Regions from separate parts of the Homo sapiens genome. Here region 1 is linked to region 2. Evidence: chromatin contacts called from ENCODE Hi-C data. All regions are on one chromosome and are shown on one strand. The core of a region is the stretch at or near the end of the contact, and the rest is flanking DNA. Distances in the headings are between cores, read along the strand shown. Region 1 has its middle 28 kb from the start of SYK. Region 2 has its middle 73 kb from the start of LINC02957.

The links. Hi-C counts contacts between places; a loop is a spot of excess contacts on that map. Pooled maps may share reads with other maps.
Region 1: a loop to region 2 is called in a map with no recorded cell type, with 9 times the contacts of the local background. The contact joins two enhancer-like sites. A Hi-C loop is called at or near these places in 4 of 37 single-sample maps with no recorded cell type and 4 of 50 pooled maps.

Annotation. Positions count from the first base shown.
Region 1 is chr9:90,772,761-90,775,519 of GRCh38, forward strand. No RefSeq gene overlaps it. Among named protein-coding and RNA genes, the nearest start is that of SYK, 28 kb to the right of the region's middle. RefSeq lists an enhancer at 1,947-2,006. Within about 2 kb of position 1,396, at least 4 of the 41 ENCODE cell types and tissues checked have a DNase peak (open chromatin) inside an H3K27ac peak, as active enhancers do.
Region 2 is chr9:90,922,751-90,925,450 of GRCh38, forward strand. No RefSeq gene overlaps it. Among named protein-coding and RNA genes, the nearest start is that of LINC02957, 73 kb to the right of the region's middle. RefSeq lists an enhancer at 1,435-1,484. Within about 2 kb of position 1,266, at least 4 of the 41 ENCODE cell types and tissues checked have a DNase peak (open chromatin) inside an H3K27ac peak, as active enhancers do.

The DNA.
Region 1 (2,759 bases), core at 146-2,645, 150 kb before region 2:
TAGGAATGGAGAGTGCAGACTTTGAAATCCGCCCATCCGGGGCTGCTTCCCTGCTCTGCTCTCATAGCTCTGTGATCTTGCGCAAGTTCCGTAGCACCTCTGGGTGAGTTTTCCCATCTGTAAAACGGGGATGATGATAATACCTGTAGGGCTGTTGTGAGGACATAACACAGTCATACAGATAAAGCACTTAAAAAGCACCCAGCCCTTAAGCGCTCAAACATTTGTATTCTACATCTTTTGTCAATTGCCTTTGTTTAGAAATGCTCTGGCATGTTGGGTGCTCAAAAGATGTTGACAGTAATTTATTCACTACGACACACCAAGAATTAATGAAATATTGCTAAGAAAATAAAAACTAGTGTTCATCACATCCTGCGATGTGATGTCTCTTCAGAGAACCAGGCGAGGGTATGTGGCCAATGAACAGCCAATGAAGTCACTGTCAGAGTGGCTTTGTCACCCAAGGAGCCCCTACTAGTTTATTAGGGCAATCTGACTTTCAGATCTGAATCCTAGCAGTGTATGGATATAAAAGATACCAAGTCTAAAAATAATAATTATAAAGATCTTAAAAACAACCTGTGACACTCACAAATCCGTTTGACTGGTAATTTTTGAGACATTGGACCATATCTAATACTTGGCAACAGGGCACCACTGTGCTATCATGAAGCATCATCATCAGTTCCAGCGAAGGTGAAATGGTTTCTATTATAGGCATGTTAATAACTTCTATTAATAGAGGCGAGGAAAAGCACAAAACCTTTATCTCTTCTTTTCATGCATGGAATAAAATGAGAACTCTATATTACAAAAAAAAAAAAAAAGATTCCCTTTCTAATGCCATCCAAGGAACAATATTCTAAGTGTGCCTACTGAGACAGGATTTCATCTGAATCTATTGCTATGTATTCTCCAACATCCCCTCCAAGAAGATTAGACCATTTCCAGCTGAGACTGGTTTTTGCTAGCAGTGGTTAGATTTTCACAGTTCCCAGCCCAGGGGAAGGGAGGGTGCCTCCCTGAGACTACATTGCCCTCTGCTGCCCATCCAAGGCCAAGTCAGGTAGGGAAGGCCTCTGGGGAATTACATTTTAAAAAAATAAAGTTTATGAAAATTATACATGAGATTTGCATAAAAGGTGAAGTGAGGTTGTTACAGTTGCAAAGTCTCTCACTCTCCAGGGGCAAAATCAGGAGGTCAGAAGTGCACTTGGAACTATCGGGATGGTGAGGGTCACATAGGAAGTGTGGGTTTGGAGTCAGGCTCACGTTGTGCTGGTACTAGCTGTGCCATCTTGGGCAAGTTGTCAACCCCTCTAAGCATCAGTTTCTCATATGTGAGATGCGATAATCCCTGGGGCCACTTATCCAAAGATTAAAGAATAAAATGCACATCAAGTTGTAAGCAGAGTATGTGACACTTCGTGTTCTAACAAATGTTGGTTATTATTGCTCCAACTTCCTCCTTGCAGATGCAGAAACTGAAAACTCTCAGGACTTGACATAGGGACCCAAAGTCACATGTCTGCCTAGGGATGAGGAGGGGAGTCATCCCAGGCCAAACCTCCCACTGTCCCCAAGGCATCCTGGGCTTTCATGAGCATCTTTAGCTCCATCCCCCAGTCACAACCCATCTCAGTGGACATGTGTCCTGGACACTGCGCCTGGCCTACCCCACTGCCCCACACAAGGAAACATTCCCTGTGGGCTGGGCCTAACGCTTTGCTCACATTTGCCCCCTACAGAGCAGTTCACCTGGAGGGTAGCACAGGTGCTATTCCCAAAAGGCCATGTGAAGCTAGTGCAACTGTCAAAGTGAGGAGGAAATTCCATAGGCCATGAGCAGCTGGGCTGGGGCGGTAGGCTCGAGGGCAGGGGCTATTAATGACTGAACCATAGAAAAGTCCATTTGTCCATTTTTCTATTCATTCACTCCCAAGTATTTTTTGAGCAGCACATGCTAAGCAAGTCTTCTCAGCACTCACATCGAAGAAAAGAGGTGGCCCTGGTCTGCAACACCCTTGGGCACCTGGTAGGAGGCCTGGTTCCCCTTTTATGTGGTTTGTCACACTCTCAGGACTGTGACCAAAACCAAATGAGGGCATTCCCATTAGATCCTGCTGAGGGAGCAGTGCCTCCAGTAAACAAGCTTGAGCAGGTGTGGTTCATATTAACTGAGAACCTCATGCCACCAAACAACACATGTGCTAGCAAGGGTTGCCCACACGTTGCCTCAACACCAGCGCTTGTCCTTCCTGTGTCCTTCCTTCTGGACAGCCACACAGCACTAGGGCCATTGTGCAAGAATCATTCAAATCGCCACCACTAATGGGTTTGGATTGAAATTCCAGAAATAATCCCAGCTTCACTACTTACTACCGGTATTCCTTCAATGGAGTGATTAATCTTTCCTGTCTCCAAATTCTCATTGGATCATGCGAGTGACAATACTTATTTTGCAAAATTTTTGTAAGAATTAAAGACAGAAAATATAAAGCCCCTGGTTGCCTACACAAAGTGGACACTGAGGAAATAGGAGCCATTGTTACTATTTCACACCTAAACGAAATACACGTATGGACAGAGTATATGTATAAATTCACATACACATATTGATGCATATAAAAATATGCATGCCAATTTCTGTTGCTGTATATAAAATATATAGTATTATACTGGAAAAGCGCAAAGAACATACACTGTAGAGATTATAAAAACTAAATATGTTTATCTTGCCAAATACAACGTTTGAA
Region 2 (2,700 bases), core at 16-2,515:
GTTCTGATCAATTTTCTTCTATCAGTTATTTAATTATTTTCCTCCCTCAAGTCTCTCTGTTCTCTCCTCCTGGAACTCCTAGTAAATACATAAAGAAACGTCTAGCTCCCGCTCGTGTCAATTGTCTCTTACTTGGATTTCTTTGTCCCCATGAATGACATTCTACAAGAACCCCTTGGTCTTTCAGTTCACTAATTTATTCTTCAATCACGTCTGTTTTGCTAGGTTTCATTAACAATCATCTTTTAAATTTCAAAGTTTTATAGTTCTTTTTTGTAACAGCCTCTTCTTGTTTCAAGGATAGTTTACATTCTCTAATCTTCTCAAACATGTTAAATATGATCACCTTTAAAACTTTAAACTGCTGTGTTTAGCTGTTTCCTTGAGCAGGGAGAGTTCCGTTTGTTGAAGTTGAATGCCACTGTTTCGTAGCATTCATTTTGCTGACATGTTTGACAGCTCTCATCTATCTGATTATCTTCCTCTTTGAGAATCCCTGACCAGTCATGTTTCTCCCTGCTCAAGTGAAATAAAGGCCTCAAATAGATCAGTGGTTTTCAACTCTTTTTAGCATAGATAAATGTTGTAAAATAAAATTTTATTTGTGGAAATACAGTGTGTAAATCCACAGTGGAAAGGCAATAATTGAGGCAGAGATGCCCTGCAACCCTAGAGGTGCCCGCTTGGACCCTTGGTGTTCCCTCTGCAGCCTCACCACACAGTGGGCCTTCTCTGTGATTGCTGGGCTGAGCGATCCTGGATCCTCACAGCCCATGTCTCAACAGTTAATGAACCAGGTGATCTGCACATGTATTTCAAGCTCCTGTATTATCCCTGATGAGGATATCTAGATTTGAACTTCTTTGAAATTCCTTCCTAAATATTTATTTTGTCATGTTTCTACATATGGAAGGGTCCTCATGGCAGATAGACTCACAGGGACTTACACACTACCACACTCTTTAATGGGAACAGACCTCCTATTACTGACTTCTTGACAAAGTCTTGAAAAAGAATGAAAATGAGGATGCAAGTCACCAGGGAAGGCAGAGGAATATTTCTTTTATTTAAGCGGACTTGCTGATTTCAAAAGAACCATTTCCAGAAAAGACTGGGCTAAGCTCCAATCTTGGCCTCCGTATATAATGCAAAAGTAGATGCTATAAACTAGTAAATTCATGGCATTCGATCATAAAAAAGAAGAAGAGATGCATTTTCTGTTAGACCCTGAGGCTGTACTTTCCCAACCGCTGTGTAGAGCAAACACCAGGTGGGGAGATGGCTTTGTGGACATGCAATCCAGTTTCTAATCCAGAAATAGGTCAGAGCACCAATGTGAAAATACCTGTTGTTTTTAAATAGGTCTGTGTGTCTCAGTGTGTGTGTGTGTGTGTGTGTGTGTGTGTGTGTGTTTTCCTTAAGGGCACTTGAGATGCCGCAAAGAAATGAGGAAGTGGAAGTTTTGAATTGGTTTTTCTTCTTTTGTCTAGGGATGATTTTTTTTTAAGAGTTTCTAAGAGGTAATTGAGTTTCTTCCTCAGGAACAGTCAGTTTTTCATGAATCAAATGTATCAGTAATAATTTTTTAAATGCTGGATTATAACTTTTGAAAGTTTGCAAGTTGGGAGCATATTTCCTTGGCTCTGCGACATTCCCTCCTCTTCCTGGGGTTCTCTCCTCCTAGGACCCTGGGACCAAGCACTGCCCTTCAGGTCTTTGATCTCTCTGATCTCATAAACTTTGCTCTCCTTGTCCTTTTGAATACCTTCTAGAAGAATCCCTGGATCCTCCTCGTCAAAAGTCCACATGCTCTTGGGGGTTACCATTGTTCCGGATAATCTGGAGTTTTCATGTTGAAAACAACCACCACCACACCAACACGTTTTTCTGTTGTCCTCTTGGCAACTTCAGAGCCCTGACACCGTAGGGAAAGCGCTTAGGGATCCCATCACAGTTCAAGGGCCAGGGCCGGTGGCCTCTGCCAAGTGCCAGGCCCTCTTATCCCTGAGTGAAGCACTCACATTCCCTAAGAAGGGGCATAGGGACCAGAGCACAGGGCAGTGAGGGAAGTGCTGTGGGGCAAGGGTGGTGGTGTCTGAAGACGGCTCTGCCTTTACAAGGCCCACTGGAGCTTTATGTCTGCATGCCCCACAGCAGAACTGTCCTTGCTCTTTTTCATGTTTAAATTTATGGTGAGGTAGGAAGATTGCTTGAGCCCAGGAGGTCAAGGCTGCAGTGAGATATGATCATGCCACTATACTCCAGCCTGGGAGACAGAACAAGAGCCCATTTCAAAAAGAATTTAAGGGCCTGGCGCAGTGGCTCATGCCAATAATCCTAGCACTTTGGGAGGCCGTGGTGGGTGGATCATTGAGGTCAGGAGTTTGAGACCAGCCTGGCCAACATGGTGAAACTCCATTTCTACTAAAAAAAATAAAATACAAAAATTAGCCAGGGGTAGTGGCGTGTGCCTGTAATCCCAGCTACTCAGGAGGCTGAGGCAGGAGAATCGCTTGAGCAGAGGTTGCAGTGAGCCGCGATAATGCCACTGCACTCCAGCCTGGGTGACAGAGCAAGACTCCGTCAAAAAAAAAAAAATTAAGGTATATAGATGCACATTTAAGTTATATAAACACACGTACACACACATAAATGCAGCACCTTTCCTAAGTGTACAGTTTGTTGAATTTTCACAAACTG